2 separate regions of the Homo sapiens genome follow, and region 1 is linked to region 2. Evidence: chromatin loops called from intact Hi-C (ENCODE). Cell type or tissue: PC-3. All regions are shown on one strand. Each heading gives the region's core, and the rest is flanking DNA. Links, peaks and the distances in the headings are about the cores only. Region 1 overlaps PDK3 (pyruvate dehydrogenase kinase 3). Region 2 overlaps POLA1 (DNA polymerase alpha 1, catalytic subunit).

Region 1 (8,555 bases), core at 303-8,302, 220 kb after region 2:
TCACACAGCATCTTGGCTGTTTCATATGCATCTGCAAGAAAAGGAAAAAGTTTAGCTGCTGTACTAATAACATAGGCACAAGCGTGTGTGTGTGTGTGTGTGTGTGTGTGTGTGTGTGTGTGTGTGCACATGTGCATGTATATATCTATAGGTACATAAGATAAACTGTCTAAACGGATGGATGTAGAATTAATCAACTACAACCTTTTACAAAATACCCTTTTGTGGCTTTAATAGAATTACCATGACTAATGCAAAATTTCTCTTTTCTATTTTTTCCAAGACAGCGTCTCACTCTATCGCCTAGGCTAGAGTACAGTGGTGTGATCATAGCTCATTGCAGCCTCGAACTCCTGGGCTCAAGCAGTCCTCCCGCCTCAGCCTTCCAAGTAGCTGGCCTTACAGGCATATGCCACCATGCCCAGCCAATCTCTCTTTTCTTAAAGGATTTTCTGTTTGTTTGTTCGTTTGTTTGTTTTTTGAGACAGAGTCTCACTCTGTCACCCAGGCTGGAGTGCAGTGGTGTCATCTCGGCTCACTGCAACCTCCGCCTCCCAGGTTCAAGCGATTCTCCTGCCTCAGCCTCCCGAGTAGCTGGGATTACAGGTGTGTGCCACCACGCCCAGCTAATTTTTGTATTTTTAGTAGAGATGAGGTTTCATTATGTTGGCCAGGCTGGTCTCGAACTCCTGACCTCAGGTGATCCACCCTCTTTGGCCTCCCAAAAGTGCTGGGATTACAGGCATGAGCCACCGTGCCTGGCTTTCTTTTCTCAAAGTTTTAATGACCATAACAATGTCAACATACTAGAATACTGGCAATTCAGCTAGCTCTATACCAAACACGTACTTGTTTAACTTATACTATTACCAAAATATATTTTTCATGAAAATTTAGGAACTCAAGACTATACGTTCTAAGCACCATGCAACCTGACTAAATTGTAGCAAAAGAATATTTGTCATGATCTTAAAAATAATAATGCCAACAGTCTTGTGATTTGCCAGAGTTATTTGTAAGTGAAACCTCAGTAAGTATTTGCTGAATGAATAGATTTCCATGAGCCACACAATTTAAGTTACTGGAGATGCCACTATCACTTTAAAAGGTCCTTTGAGTTAGTTAAAGGTAACAGGCTGGGGCTGATATTTATCAAAGTCTGAGGAGCAACAGTCCGCTTTTTAAAGGATAAAATAAAAGACATATGGTAAGAAGATAAGAGCCATTACAGAAACAGCCGGAAGACAGAATTCAGGAGATTCAAAGATGGGGAGCAGATTCAGAAAGCAAAGGTGCATTACAAGACATTGGACATTGCATATATGCCTTTTCTCTCGAACTGTAAACAATCTGAAGTCAGCGTTTGTGTCTTAACACTTGTTTCATAACTTGCATAGAACTTCGTATAGTGCCTGTGTAGATGGTCAACAAACAGTCCTTGAGCCGGGTGCAGTGGCTCACGCCTGTAAACCCAGGACTTTGGGAGGCCGAGGTGGGCTGATCACTTGAGGCCAGGAGTTCAAGACCAGCCAGGCCAACATGGTGAAACTCCATCTCTACTAAAAATACAAAAATTAGCCAGGCATGGTGGTGAGCGTCTGTAATCCCAGCTAGTTGGGAGGCTGAGGCAGGAGAATTGCTTGAACCCAGGAGGTGGAGGTTGCAGTGAGCCGAGATCGTGCCACTGCACTCCAGCCTGGGGGACAGAGTGAGACTCCATCTCAAAAAACAAAAACAAAAACAAACAAACAAAAAACAACCTTAGTTTGATAAATTTTAAACCTTTTGGTAATTTACTTTTTAAAAATCTTTATTGGAGATAATTCTTATGCCATACAATTCACTCATTGAAAGTAAAGTGTACACACAGCTGGGCACAGTGGCTCACACCTGTAATCCCAGCACTTTGGGAGGCCGAGGCAGGGGGATCACTTGAGGTCAGGAGTTCAAGACCAGCCTAGCCAACATGGTGACACCCCTTCTCTACTAAAAATACAAAAATTAGCCAGGCATGGTGGCGGGTGCCTGTAGTCCCAGCTACTTGGGAGGTTGAGGCAGGAGAATCGCTTGGACCCAGGAGGCAGAGGTTGCAGTGAGCTGAGATCACACCACTGCACTCCAGCCTGGGCAAAAGAGCAAGACTCCATCTCAAAAAAAAAAAAAAAGTACATACAACTCAGTGGTTTTTAGTATATAGTCAGAGCTGTGCATTAATCACTATAATCAAGTTTACATATTCATCACTACAAAAAGAAGTTCCGAACCCATTAGCAGTTACTCCCCTCCACCCAGCCCTAGGCAACCATGGATCTACTTTATCTCTATAGATTTGCTATTCTGGACTTTTTACATAAACGGAATAATATGCGGTCTTCTGTGACTGGCTTCTTTCACCAGCATGTTTTCAAGCATCATCTACATCACAGCATGTATCAGGATCTCATTTCTTTTTATTGCTATATCACATTCCATTGTACAAGTATACCATATTTTCTTTATCCGTTCATCAGCTGGTAGACATCTGGGTTGTTTCCACTTTTTGGCTATTATGAATAGTGCTGCTATGAACCTTTATGTCCAAATGTTTGTGTGAACATATGCCTTCATTTATCTTGGGTATATACCTAGGAGTAGAAAACTGCTGCTTCGTGGGCGCATTTGGAATGTTCTCAACAGGATTATCAGCTCTTTGAAGACAGGCTCTTATTTCCTTTATATTCCCCACATCAATACCGTGCAAAGTAAATACTGTGCTTGTTTAATATTCAAGAGGTGAGAGAAAGAAGGAAGGAAGCAAAGGGGGAAAAGTAAGCCCTACAGAATGTTAATGTTAAAAATTGACATTATTAACCTAAAATAATACAAAGATAAGATTAGGGTATGTTCAGACTATAAATTTTAGTTCATTGACTTCATATTGCTACCAAATTAATTATCTATTATTTGACCTCAGAGTAAGAATTCTGATTCCTTTACTAAACTTTTAGAATTAAATCTCTATAAAGAACCAAAGATAGAGACATTAAAATAACTCAGACAAGGTGAAATAATGAGGGACAGCAAAAAGGAAACAGCAGTAAGAGGAGAAAAAAAATGTTTAAAAGAGTTGATCAGTATGAAAATAGACACTTAAGTAGGATTGAACTTCAATCCTGAAAAAAAAGTTAAAAATTTTGAATTGTACTAAATTTACAAGTGTTTTCCTAGGCTATAATAAACCTTATCAAATATCTGTAAAGTACTTTTGTCAAAAGAAGAGAAATCAAGACTCACTCCTCTTGCTTAGCCTATGCCGCCAAACAATGCTACATCTCCACCTAGTGACGTGAAAGCACAAAGCTGAACACAAACTTCCAAGATCACAAGCACTGAAACCTAAAAACGATCATTCATTATCGATACACAAAGCCAACACATCTTCACAAAACAACTCCTCCAGGTATGTAATAAAGATGTTTAAACAGTGCTCTTCCATTCACTACAAAACAAAAATAACCTAAACCCACTAAATGTGCTAATTCCTCATGGAATTCGCTTGCCCAGTAGCATGATTATGACAGCGTTGTTAAGAAAATGTGCTACACAAATTTAACATGTGAAAGACCAAGCCTAGACAGAAGCAGCCAACTCGAAACACAAAGACCCAGTACAGCTCCTAAAACCACGTGCGAATAAGAATTTTTAAAGCATCACTACAACTTACAGTGTATCAACGTTATAATTAAGAATTGCATGATGATCCTTGAAGAACTCAAGTCATCACAATGTAGACTCACATACACCAGCTAGCCAAAAGTATTTTGAGGGCATTAATGGTATTACATATATACTATGCATCTTTGTAAATTCCTTGGACACAATGCATGTTGCAATGCCTTGGACACAATACACACTTAGCATTTGTTAAATGGAACGATCCTCTGACCCATGATTAAGTTCTCAACATGCAGTAAATTACACTGACGGGAGGTGTTCCTTTTGGTGAGACTGGGAACTAGAGGCCTAGACTCATTCCCCAATCTAGCTGTGTGTGGGATTCGTTACCAAATTTAAAAGAAAGAGTACAGATTATGAAAGGAACCCCTGGAAATTCCGAGGCAGTAGCTCTATGTTGAGGCCTGAGAGTCCACATTCTTAAAACTTAGCAGGTAATTCGGAAGAGAAGCTAGGCCACTTCCCTGGAAAATCAAGTCTGAGTCACGCTAATTCTGCCACTCATCTCTCCCAGGATATGAATGATTATGAGGTTCTGGGGTAACAGCACTTATATACTCAAACAGGACATTTCTGTTTAAGTAAAATAATTTAACATAAAAATGAAAAAGCTTTAAAAAATCGCCATCAAAACCAAAATTCAACTCATGGCTTGTAATTTACATTTAGAGTAAAATGCAAATTCTACTTATAATAAGCTTTCTAATCAAACTTTTCTATTTTTTAAATTAGAAATCAAAATTTCAAAAAAGATAACTGCCAAATTACTTTTATGTGCATACTGGGGCCAATATTTACCATCAATCTTTAGAAGAAAATATTAGAGAATTATTATTGCCACTGAATATAAGTGACATGCCTTCTTTTAGGAATCTGTTTTCAAGGGTTTTAAGGTACTGATTATAAAGTAATTAACAAAACTGCAGGTGTGGCTCATACATACTTCCCCAGGTTAAAATATCTAAACTGTAAATGCATTAGACTAAAATTTTAAAAGGCTGAGAACAGGGTGAAGGTTCACACAGCAATCAGCCCAACAGAACCAAACTAGCCATGAATCCGTTTTAAGAAATAGCACACAGGAAAATTGAACAGATAATGGAGGTTGTTTCATCAGATTTTCCTATTCAAAATTCACCACAGAACTCTGCTATCAAATATTAGCCTCTATCTTGAATGCATGCAATCATTTGAGACAAAAAATATGAGAGGCTGGACTAGGATGAATTTGAGTGAGTGCTGAAAAAATTAAAAGGAAGGTGCCAAGGTCCCTAACTTTGAGTCTAACAGAATACAGAAAATCATAAAGCTGAAGTTTAAGAAGCCAGTGTCACAAAAAGGTAAATGTAAATGACCAGAAAACATTAGAAAAGTGCTGATGGGCTGTTTTTAATTGTTTTTATTTTATTTTTTAATAAAAACAATCCCACAGCATTTACTGTCATCTGGTAATAATATATACAGATAATGGAAACAATCTGAACAGGCATTTTAGAACTATACTCCCAACAAATGACACCTAAAAAAACAAGTTCTCAATAGTGTCTCACTTCCTTGATCATTTCTGGTTAGAGACATTTTGTGGCAGAATATGATCTCCTTTAGCACGATCTGGCCCAGGGGTTTTCTTGGCTTTGTTTCACAATGAATCGCTTCTGCATCATCTGATATGAGGTTCACAGACTCGTCAAAACCAATGACACGGCCCTCTATCAGCATATTCACTTGCTCATAGAGCCATACCTGAATCCGAGATCTATTTTGCAAGTATCTGAAGATGAAGGTAAGGTTGATGGGCTATATTCACCTTCTGCACTTTTTGGCCCTGGCCACAGTGCACCATGGTAGAACCCACAGAGACAACACTGGCCCGCACCCCACCTTCTGGAATTGATATGCTGCCTTTTAGGAACCCTTTCAAGTCTCAAAGCAATTCTAATAAGGCATGTCTATCATCATCCTTCCTACCCCAAACCCATCCCAAGTGGGATCCAATGGAGATTTTTTAAAGGAGTAGGCCCCCACACCTCACGCTCCAAACCACAGCAGACTGGGCAAGTGGGAGTGGGAGCAGAATATCCAATCTCCAGATTGATCAGAATCCTAAAACTTGTGATCGTAGGGGGAAAGAAAAAAAAAGATAAGCTGAGTTAATTAAATTCATCTTTTGGGAATTCAGAATCAAGATCGTGGGCAAAAAAAGATAAGCTGAGTTAATTAAATGCATCTTTTGAGAATTTAGGATCAAGACAGTTGGGGTGATCAGGCAGGGCAGAAGCCAAAATGGTACACTGAAAATTATCATGATCTGTGAAGGACTAGAGTGCCCAACAAGCTGCCACTGAGTCGTCCAGTACACAGACAAAAACAGGTAAAGGAGCAGGCACAGAGAAAGGCGGAAAGGCCATGACTTGGCAACTCCAGCTGCAAAGACACACAGAAAACAACCTTGTTTTCTGTTTCCTAATTCCAATTTCTTTTTTTTTTCTGATGGAGTCTCACTCTGTCACCAAGGCTGGAGTGCAGTGGTGCAATCTCAGCTCACTGCAGCCTCTGCCTCCCATGTTGAAGCGATTCTCCTGTCTCAGCCTCCCGAGTTGCTGGGATCACAGGCACACGCCATCACACCTGGCTGATTTTTGCATTTTTAGCAGAGATGGGGTTTCACCATGTTGGCCAGGCTGATAATTCCAATTTCTATAGCTCCAACTATAAAGTGCTTCCTGTCCTTGGATTATCATGGGACCTACCAGGTTCTTTTGATAAATCTTTCTTGAGCTAGCGTGAGTGGGTCTCTGTTACTTGTAACCTGAAGAGCCCAAAGTGAGAGCACAAGACATTATTTCTGAACCAGAATAATGCCACGCGCTCTGAGGATACCACTTGTGTGCTATTATATTAAGCAGTAATAGCATGTAAGAACAACACAGGCAACTTAGCATCGCTGTGAGAATCGATTTTTACACCAAGTATTTAAGTTTATACTTTCAAAATGATCTTACAGCAGGATTTTCCATTTTATTTCCTAGCTTCTTACAAAGAAAGGAGGGAAAAGGGTCACAGTGGAAGGCACCTCCCAAAGGATAATAGGACCTGCTTTACAACACTAATTCTAGCATTCACTACCTGGGGTCTATAATTTGTAGATGTGTAAAGGTAGATACTAAGGTGCTAAATAAGCAGCAAGGAGGCATGTTTCAGTGTTCTGCACATTCAATTAATGCTACACAAGATGCACCCCACTTTTATATGTTGATACAACTGTCTAGTCAAAAATAAAAATATTGTCTCTACTCTTCTACATGGGAGTTTTCTGTAATCTGTCTCAAGAGATCTAAGGATGGGAGTGGGCTTAACACTTGTTTTGTTGTTGTTGTTTGTGTGGTTTTTTTTTTTTTTTTGAGATGGAGCTTCACTCTTGTTGCCCAGGCTGGAGTGTAATGGCGCAATCTCAGCTCACTGCAACCTCCGTCTCCTGGGTTCAAGCGATTCTCCTGCCTCAGCCTCCTGAGTAGCTGGGATTACAGGTGCCTGCCACCATGCCCGTCTAACTTTTGTATTTTTAGTAGAGATGGGGTTTCACCATGTTGGCCAGGCTGGTCTCGAACTCCTGACCTCAGGTGATCCACCCGCCTTGGCCTCCCAAAGTGTTGGGATTACAGGTGTGTGTCACTGCACCTAGCCAACACTTATTAAACCTATAAAACACACATGTGTGCACACAAAGAGGCTCACACACAGACGCCCACACAGGGTCATTTGGGCTGGACATCTGACTATGCTTAAACCATGTAGGATTCTCACAGCTAAGAAAATCATTAGTAGGGCTGTCATTAAAACCTGGAGCCCTTACTCTCGTAACATCCAACTGCTTAAAACAAAAGGAAGGAAATAAAAGATTAGCTATAGAGATTCTGAGTTAGAAGATTAACTAAGAAATCTCAGAGGATAGTGGAAGAAGGTACAAAGCCAGGGTGAAAATACCAACTACTCTAAAAAGAGGAAGGCAACAGTAAGACTTCACTAAGAGTCAAAAGAGGCTGACATCCATTTCTTCCCTTCCTTGGCAACACTTGGCAGGGATTGGTAAGAAGAGCTGGTGAGGCCTGGGCCTCTTGAGACCTTCTGATGGTTGCTCCTGGGGCATTTGGGGATGGAGACTCCAGTGCCTTTTAGCTAGAAGACACAGAAGAAATTTCAGGCCTTTCAACCTTTGGCGCTCTGTGCCTTCTTTATTCTCTCTCAGTCTTACTTGGAGGTAGAAAGAGCTTCTGCATAAGCATTTGATGCTCAAAAAATTAAGAGGAGGGTCCATAGGAAATGAAGCAGACAGTCGACTGGAGACATCTGCTTTGGTCTACAAGGAAAAGAGAGGCCTGCAGGTTTCCTTCTAGGTTGCCTAGCCCATTTGCCAGGGTAGAAAAAGTAACTGATGTAAGGCCAATCCCCCACTGCAGAATAAAGGTTATGCACACTTGGCTGGAAAGACCATTTAAATATACAGATAATGAGTATCACAGATTAGACACAGGAAGAACTCCAAAATACTGACGCAGACAGCAGGATAGAGGCTTCTACCATGGGGTATCAAATTCAGCCAGGAAGGGTGTGTGTGATGGGCATTAGTGCTGGAGATAGAGAAATTCAAAAATACTATGGATTTCACGGAGACAAAGATTAGACACAATATTTGCAGCTACACACCTATCTATAAATCTGATATGAGTTCAAATGTATAAAACAACGTTCTCACTAAATTATGAAAACAGGTAATTTTTATTCTCTTCTCTCTTTTCCCATATTTTCTAAACTTTCTTCGATGAGCACTTTTATTATTTTGG
Region 2 (8,555 bases), core at 183-8,182:
CAGTTTTGCTTATTAAATTAGAAGACCCAAAGGCCTTGAGGAAGTCTCACTTACAAATTATAATACCTAGAATCAGGGACCCATATTCATGTCAGAATTCCATCTTACATCTAGATTTCTCACGCATAGACTTGGCTCTAACACCTGAAGCCAGGCCAGGTTTCCCAGGCTTCATGGCATCTCCTTGGGGTCCAAGAAACTGTTGTTATTGGAGGCTGACTGAGGGCCTGGTGCTGAGACAGAATGTCACAGTCCAACACTGTGGACAGAATCTTTTTGGAACTTTAAAGATAGGTCTTGAAATATCATAAGGGAAGTGGGTGCAGAGATATCGCTTCCTATCCACAGGAACTCAGGATGCTAGCTATACAGTTGCCAGATAAGGTATCCAAGAGTAAAAATGAATGTAGGGAAGAATACGGCAAACACTTTTGCAAGACTTTAATGTACCCAAATTACCCATATCACATCCAAAATATAGGCATTTATAGCCTACATTCCTCTGAAAAAACAAAAACAATATGATTGATCCATTAACCTAGAAAAAAGACAAATGAAGGAATTCCATATTCTACAAACTAGAAAGGCCAGAGGATATATAAAACAAAATGTTGCCTTATGACTCTCAGGAATTGGGGCAAAAAATAGCTCAATGAATTATTAGCTCAAGCTATCTAGTGGGGATATACTGGATCGTCAAGAGAAAAATCAATTCCGAGCCCTGAGTTTTCAAAGGAATATGTCATAGAGATCCACTGAACTCATAAAATTAAAATACTTAGTTTTGTGATTTGCACCAAACCAAGGGAATTAATAAACTCCTGTGACCACTATACAACTACTAAGTCAATATTTTGGCGATAACTCCATTTGTACATGTTTACTTATTTATGTGCTGGTCTCTAAGCATAAATAGCCAGACAATCCTTAACTTCAACACTAAGTCATAGGTTGCTTTTATACTAGAGAAAAAAAAAAACTATCTTGCAGTGGGCTTGCTATTTTTTTCTCCTATTAGCAGCAATTCCCACCAGTCCACAGGATCATTTTACTCTGAAAAGATTATTTGCTGCTCAAAAGCACCAATAAAGTCACACTGAAAAGAACTAAGAAATGAAGAGCTTCCCCACAACATGATCAAACATCTACTCACCACAATGATATCAGGATCAATTTTGTGAACTTTTGCAAGGAAAAAACCTAGCAGTGTTCTTTCTGTTGCAGCAACCTCAACCTTCACATTCTGTTAGATAAAAACACACCAGTCACTGACGACTCTTTACTGTCCGCAAGTACTGTATCTTGGCTTCTTGTTCAACTATGGTAAGATTTCTTAGGGTTAAAAGAAACCATCCATTTCAAAACTAAATGTAGCAATGAAATTCCTGATTGTAGGTTTCATAGTAATAATTTCAAAGTCTCTGAGGAGCTCATTCTAGTAATAAGCATGTGAATAAAGCAAAATATTTTAAGTGCTGAGCAACATAAAATATAGAAATGTCCCTCCACAGGGACATGCTTGTGCATCTGGACACATTTAGAGCATATGAATCAGAGTACCTATCAAAAACATTACTTTCCTATATAATCCCTGGTAGACTTCACTGTTTATGTATTTACTGGGCAAAGAAATCCCAAGGATTGTATAAAATAATCCCAAATGGTAAGATGAGAACTGATAAATAAGAAACTAGACTAAAAACAAACATATTTAAGAATTATAAGTGGCTGGGCGCAGTGGCTCACACCTGTAATCCCAGCACTTTGGGAGGCTGAGGCGGGTGAATCACTTGAGGTCAGGAGCTTGAGACCATCCTGGTCAATATGGTGAAACCCTGTCTCTACTAAAAATACAAAAATTAGCTGGGCGTGGTGCCACGAGCCTGTAATCCCAGATACTCAGGAGGCTGAGGCACGAGAATCCCTTGAACTAGGGAGTGGAGGCTGCAGTGAGCCAATATCACGCCAATGCACTCCAGCCTGGGCAACAAAGCGGGACTCCGTCTCAAAAAAAAAGTCGGTTTGACTCTAATGGAATTTTCCTAGGTCATTTTACCTGGTTAGGTAATTCACGGCACTTCACAAATAATAGCCTAATCTAACAGTACCTCCCAACTACTGGACTTCTCAAGCCAATTAAATAAAATAAGTAGAACCTGACAAGGTTGCTTACTTTTGTCAGATGAAGACATTAAAAAACAAAACAAACCTAAAAACGTATCAATATCATCACTTCGTAAAAGAAACAACATACAATCCATAAAAGAAAATTCTTTTAATTGAATACATTTACCTTTGTGAAAAATTCACTACATTATACTACTTCCCACTCCTCCCCATTTTATTAAGGACCCATGAAAACTTCTTCATGGAGCACGCTGGAATTTAGAGATCACTGATCCATTTTGGCCAACCCCATGTCAACTTTGTCAATACATGGCTCTTTAACGTCCACAGTATTCCCAACTTCATTTAGCTTCCCTCAAGCTGGGGAGGGACTCTACCCAACACCTTCCCAAAACAGGAATCATATGATCATGCATTTTAGAGAAGCTTCTAATTAAGCTATTGGAGGGGGGTTTGAGCCTATCCAACCACCAATACAGTACAGAATCCCATTATTTTCAGGTAGTAAAACATTTAAACATTGTTAAATAATGCTTCTAGGTGTATGTCTAATACATTTTAATGGGTCGATGTCATAGTCCAATCTGGCAGGAATGAATCTAATAAAATATAAAACACCTTTTTTCTACTAGTCCATACCACCCCCCTTTTCTTTCTCGCTCCAAACAAACAGGTGCTTCATATAATGAGCACTTTACCTTTTTCTCAATGACTTCTTTGAAAGCATATGGAAAAATACAGTCCTTTGGTTTAGACACAACTGTAAAAAGGAAAAAAAATAAAGATTCCAACACCCATCTTAGTCTAATTTCAGGTAATCATATAGTACATGTTTCCAAACGAAACTGTCTTAAATATATTCCCCCCAACCCTAAAGAATTAGGAGGGTCATCAAATACTTCCACTGGTCATGTTGATGACCTCAAAAGAATGGTCAAGCACAGAACCCTAAGTCCCTGCAGTTGTTAAAACTGCTTTGATGAAACATTTGCTATCTATCCACTGAAGCCAGAATGGAAGATTTTAGCAGTCTTCCTCAAAGGAAATCCCACCACCACCAATGCCGCAAGCAACATACAGCGGAGAAACTCAGTTCAGCCTTCTGAAAAGGTAAAATTGACCAAAGCTTCCCCTATTACACACTGTAAGTTCCTTACCATACACAACAGCTGTTCACATAGTGACGTACATAGAGGAAGTGAATAAATGCGTGTTGAAATGAACTCATGATTGCTCTCTTCTACATATTTTCCAGGCTATTCTCATCACCATTTTGTTCCATGTGTTCCACCCACTTAAGGGGGAAAACTTCACAACAATCATATCTCATACTCCCTTCTCTGCATGTTTTAGTCCTACTTTCCTAACACCCAAGAAAACCAGACGAGAGGCTCGCCAAGTTAATCTCTGCTTCTGGGCTGAAAAAGATCCCAGGAAATATAATAGGTCAATGGTATTATTCCCTTTTTTAAAAAACAGCAAAATGCTTAGGTAACTGGCCAAGCTCTCAACATGGAATATATCAGAATCCTCCTTGGAGACTGACTCATAAAACACATATGCAGAACTTGGTGGAATTGTTTCATCCATTGAATTTTATGCATAGCACAACCCAACTCCAATTCTTATTACTATAACTCCTCCCAAATAGGTAAATATTTATTCCTTGGCATCTTGCCTCATCACACAGAAAACTTTGATCAAGCTTCTATGATAGGCTATTAGAATGACATCAGAAAATAAAGTCTAATTTTGACCCAGGAAAAAACTACTCAACCTCAGTAGAGCAACCATTGAAACAAAAAAAAGATGTCAAATAGACTCCAGACTTCTCCTAGAAAAAAAAAAATGAACCAGCTGAATAGGAGGCAACCAACCCAATAAAACTTAGTTTCCATGGCAAAAAAAAAAAAAACAAAAAAAAACAAAACCCTCTTTAACAATATGCACTATTCTTGAAAACAATTTTTGAAAAACAAGTTACTGATCCAATAGCTGGAGAAAAAATAAGGAAATTCAAATCAAGCTGTTAGTAAGCCAGCTTAAAAAAAAATACATACCACAGAAGTGTGACTGAAAGGGAGGCTTTGGGGCTGCTTTATCCAATGCAAAACTGTGATGGACCAAAGCTGCCATAGCAATAATCTGCAAAGAAAGGAGGAAAAAACCCACTTACCAGACCGCTACTATACATTCTGCATTCTCACCAAAATCACCAAGAATATTTAAAGATACACATTTAAACACATATGAAAAGTTTGGCCAGGCGTGGTGGCTCATGCCTGTAATTCCAGCACTCTGAGAGGCTGAGGCGGGTGGACCACTTGAGGTCAGGAGTTCGAGACGAGCCTGGCCAACATGGTAAAACCCCGTCTCTACTAAAAATACAGTACTTAGCTGGGCATGGTGGCGTGCACCTGTAATCCCAGCTACTCGGGAGACTGAGGCAGGAGAATCACTTGAACCCAAGAGGCAGAGGTTGTAGTGAACTGAGATCGCACCACTGCGCTCCAGCATGGGTGACAGAGTGAGACTCTGTCTCGAAAAATAATAAATACTTTAAACTTTTTATTATAAAAATATGTAAACACATTAAAAATAGACAAAATAAAATTAACTCCTGTATAGCCATCATCCAGTTTCAATTATCAACTCATCTATAACCCTACCTACTTCCTTCCTCTCTCTAGATTATTTTGAAGCAAAACCCAAACCCATCATTTTATCTGGGAAGATTTCAGCATCAATCTCTAAAACTGGGTTTCTCAATCATGGAGCTATTAACACCTTGGGCCAAATAATTCTTTGTTGTGGGGGCTGTCCTGTGCTCTGTATGATGTTAGCAGCATCCCCAGCATCTCCCTACTAGTTGCCAGTATTACCATTCCCAGACCCCCTGAGTTGTGACAACCAAAAATGTCTCCAGACATTGTTAAATGTCCCCTTAGAGGCAAAATCTCACCCAGCTGACAACCACCACCACTCTGAAAGATAAGAAGTTTGAAAAATATAATCACAATACAATTATCTCACCTAATACAATTACATGAATAGTAATTTCTTAAAATCATTAATTATCCAGGCAGAATTTAAATTTTCATATTTTCCAATTATCTCAATTTTATTTACCACACAAGGACCATACTTTGTAATGGCTGATATGTAAAACTACAGGTACAACCCTATCCCATCTGTCATTCCCCTATAATTTACTTGCTAAAGAAACTAGGCTGTTTGTCCTAGAGAGTGCCCCATAGTATGGATTCTACTACTTGTGTCCCAACAGTGTCACTTAACTTGTTTTTCTGTCTCCATACTGTCTATAAATTCATAGTTAGGTCTAAAAGCTTGATCAAAATCAGGTTCAATTCTGGGGCAAGAATACTTTAGAGGCGCTGATTACTTCTATCCAAAGGCACAGGCACATAATGTCTGCTCATCTCTACCTTAGAGATATAAGTACCCACTGGTGATCACTTCCTAGATCCATTATTTCACCGGCAATTACAAAGTGGTACTATTCCATTTATCTTTCATTTATTAGCTGGAAACCGTCTATGAAGAGAAACTTCCCCTCATCAATTATTTGGTTGCCTGAGGTATAGCATGTGTTCAGAAAAGTCAAAAACCTTCATTCAATCCCTTTATCAGTTTTCAAAATAATGAGTTGGTTCCCCAGCTTCCTTCAGAAGTGATCGATGTGGTGTCATTGCAGACAATATCATTATGAACTCATGGATCTGATGTGTTGCAATCTGTTCAACTTATTCTTACCCTCACATTGTCCCATCTTTGTTCAGTAGAAGACTCTTCAAGTTGATTCCTGAGTCCTTTTGACATATCTTCAGTAGATTTTAATACTGTCGTTGCTTTCTGGTATAATAAGATGTTCCAGACTTATCCTGGACATTTCCTTCCCTGAATCTGCCATTACTCCAGAGCGCCCAATTTCCTTTTATTAGAAAATGGGGTTGGGCATGGTAGCTCACGCCTGTAATCCCAGCACTTTGGGAGGCCAAGGTGGGCGGATCACTTAAGGTCAGGAGTTTGGGACTAGCCTGGCCAACATGGGGAAACTCCGTCTCTACTAAAAATATAAAAATTAGCTGGGCATGTGGTGACGCACACCTGTAATTCCAGTTACTCAGGAGGCTGAGGCAGGAGAATCACTTGAACCCGGGAGACAGAGGTTGCAGTGAGCGGAGATCGCATCACTGTACTCCACTCCAGCCTAGGCAACAGAGCAAGACTCCATCTCAAAAAAAGAAAAAAAAAGAAAAGAAAATGGAATGTGGAAACCTCATTCTGGACACTAGAGGTGGATACTTTCTTAAAATTTTAACTACTAATTAAACTTCTCCCAAACACTTAACTATGAACTATGGCCATCTACAGTATTAACTATTATTAAAAGATCACGCCGGGTGCAGTGGCTCACGCCTGTAATTCCAGCACTTTGGGAGGCTGGGGTGGGCAGATCACTTGAGGTCAGGGGTTCAAGACCAGCCTGGGCAACATGGTGAAACCCCGCCTCTGCTAAAAATTAACCATGTGTAGTGGCCCGCACCTGTAATCCCAGTTACTCGGGAGGCTGAGGCAGGAGAATCACTGGAACCTGGGAGGCAGAGGCCACAGTAAGCTGAGACTATGTCACTGCACTCTAGCCTGGGCAACAGAGTAAGACTCTGTCTCAAAAAAAAGAAAGAAAAAAAGATCAAAACACATACTAAAAAAAAAAATCAGAAAATACTGAAAACACTGACAAAATGCTGTTAAAAAAGATCCCTATCAATGTCAAAAGGACTTAGGAAGTTAAAACATAACAACAAAAATAAATAAATAAATAAAGCATCAGTCACGACTGCATGTAATATAGGTCCCAACTTCCTACTAGGACAACTGGCAATTAAAGAGAAGGAAGTAAGCATTTATCCTGTCTTTCCTGTGTAAACCATTATGGCATAACCAAATAATACTGGCTAAAGAAAAAAATTTAATTTTATAGAAAAATTTAAAAACCATGGACAGAATTTTTAAAAAATCACCATTTTACGACTTCTAATGAAATTAACTAATTCCGGCAAAAATGACTAATAAATGAAGCCATTAGCTCAGTGGTTCTCAACTGGGGGTAATTTTATACACACATACACATCCCCTGACCCGGGGACATCTGATGATGTGTTTGTAGGCATTTTTTGGTTGTCACAACTAGAGGGGACGGATGCTACTGGCATCTAGAAAGTAAAGACCAGGGATGCTGTTAAACATCCTACAATGCCCAGGACAGTACCCCACAAAAGCATTATCCGGCCCAAAATACCTGTAGTGTCAAAGTTAAAAAACCTTAGATGAAAAACTGATGGAGAATTACAATAGTTATCATTCATTCAACTGCTAATCAGACACAGACTCACTAATAGCAGGTTATTTTTTTCCACTGATCCCAGCCTTTGTCAACTAATAGCAGCTTAACCAGACATTGTGTCTTCTGATATGATGCAATATGAAGTACACTGCATCACCTATAAAGCATTTTGGCTAAAAAAGTTGAACCTGAATCTAATTTGATCCTTTAGAGCTCACTTATAGTATGCGGAAATATGAAGGATAAGGCAGGGTCAGCACACTTTTTCTTTCAAGAGCCAGACAGTAAATATTTTAGGCTTTGCAGGCCTAAATATGGTCACCGTTACTACTCAATTCTGCTGTCATAGTGCAAAAGCAGCTGTAAACATGCTGTCTTCCAGTGAAATTTGACTTGCACAAATAGGTAGCAGGCTGGATTTGGCTCACAGACAATTGATTGCCTGCCAACCCCTGGTATAGAGGAAAAGTCCAATGACACCACAACAAAGCAAATAAATAGAGAAAACGGGATATTCTACAAGACAACCAACAATGATTCTTTAATTATTCAATGTCATTAAAAAAACTGGAGAGTAGGAGTGAGTTCTTCCTGTTTAAAAGAGATTCAAGAGGCACATAGATTAAATACCATCTGCGAATCTTGTGTGAATCCTGATTCAAACAAACTGAGTTTTAAAAGGCATCTTGAGAGACAGAGTCATGTAAGTATGGACTGGGTATTTTAGATTATACCAAGGAGTCACTGTTAATGTTATTAGGTGTGCTAATGGTATTATATAAGAAATACCACATTTTGAGAGAAGCATACCAAGGTTCACAGGGAAAATGACACAATGTCTGAGACTAGCTTTAAAATACTTCAAGAAGAAAAAAAGGAGGGAAATAAACAAGTGTAACAAAATCTTGCTAACTGCTGAATATGAGTGATTGGTATGGGGAGTTCATTTTATTATTCTGTCTGTGTCCATTTGAAGCTCTCCTAAGTAAAAAATTTAATAGACAAAAATAAAAATAAGTTCAGCAATTTAAGTCTTTAAGAAAAAACTCCAACACTAGAC

The links. Peaks named below come from ENCODE experiments on the same cell type or tissue, not always from the same donor. Only the 100,000 strongest peaks of a DNase experiment are listed, where the experiment ranks them.
Region 1: a loop joins it to region 2, with 8 times the contacts of the local background. A loop is called at or near these places in 4 of 110 quality-filtered maps.

What each region holds. Positions count from the first base shown.
Region 1 is chrX:24,510,409-24,518,963 of GRCh38, reverse strand. PDK3 (pyruvate dehydrogenase kinase 3) reads right to left here. Exons shown (of 11, transcript NM_005391.5): 6 at 1-31. It also overlaps the pseudogene SNRPEP9. Among named protein-coding and RNA genes, the nearest start is that of PDK3, 49 kb to the right of the region's middle. RefSeq lists an enhancer at 5,504-5,623. In PC-3, for the core only: a CTCF peak has its summit at 3,332; no DNase peak of the experiment used is centred there.
Region 2 is chrX:24,728,087-24,736,641 of GRCh38, reverse strand. POLA1 (DNA polymerase alpha 1, catalytic subunit) reads right to left here. Exons shown (of 37, transcript NM_001330360.2): 16 at 4,188-4,272; 17 at 2,826-2,887; 18 at 1,154-1,243. Among named protein-coding and RNA genes, the nearest start is that of POLA1, 38 kb to the right of the region's middle. In PC-3, for the core only: no CTCF peak of the experiment used is centred there; no DNase peak of the experiment used is centred there; H3K27ac peaks cover 542 bases.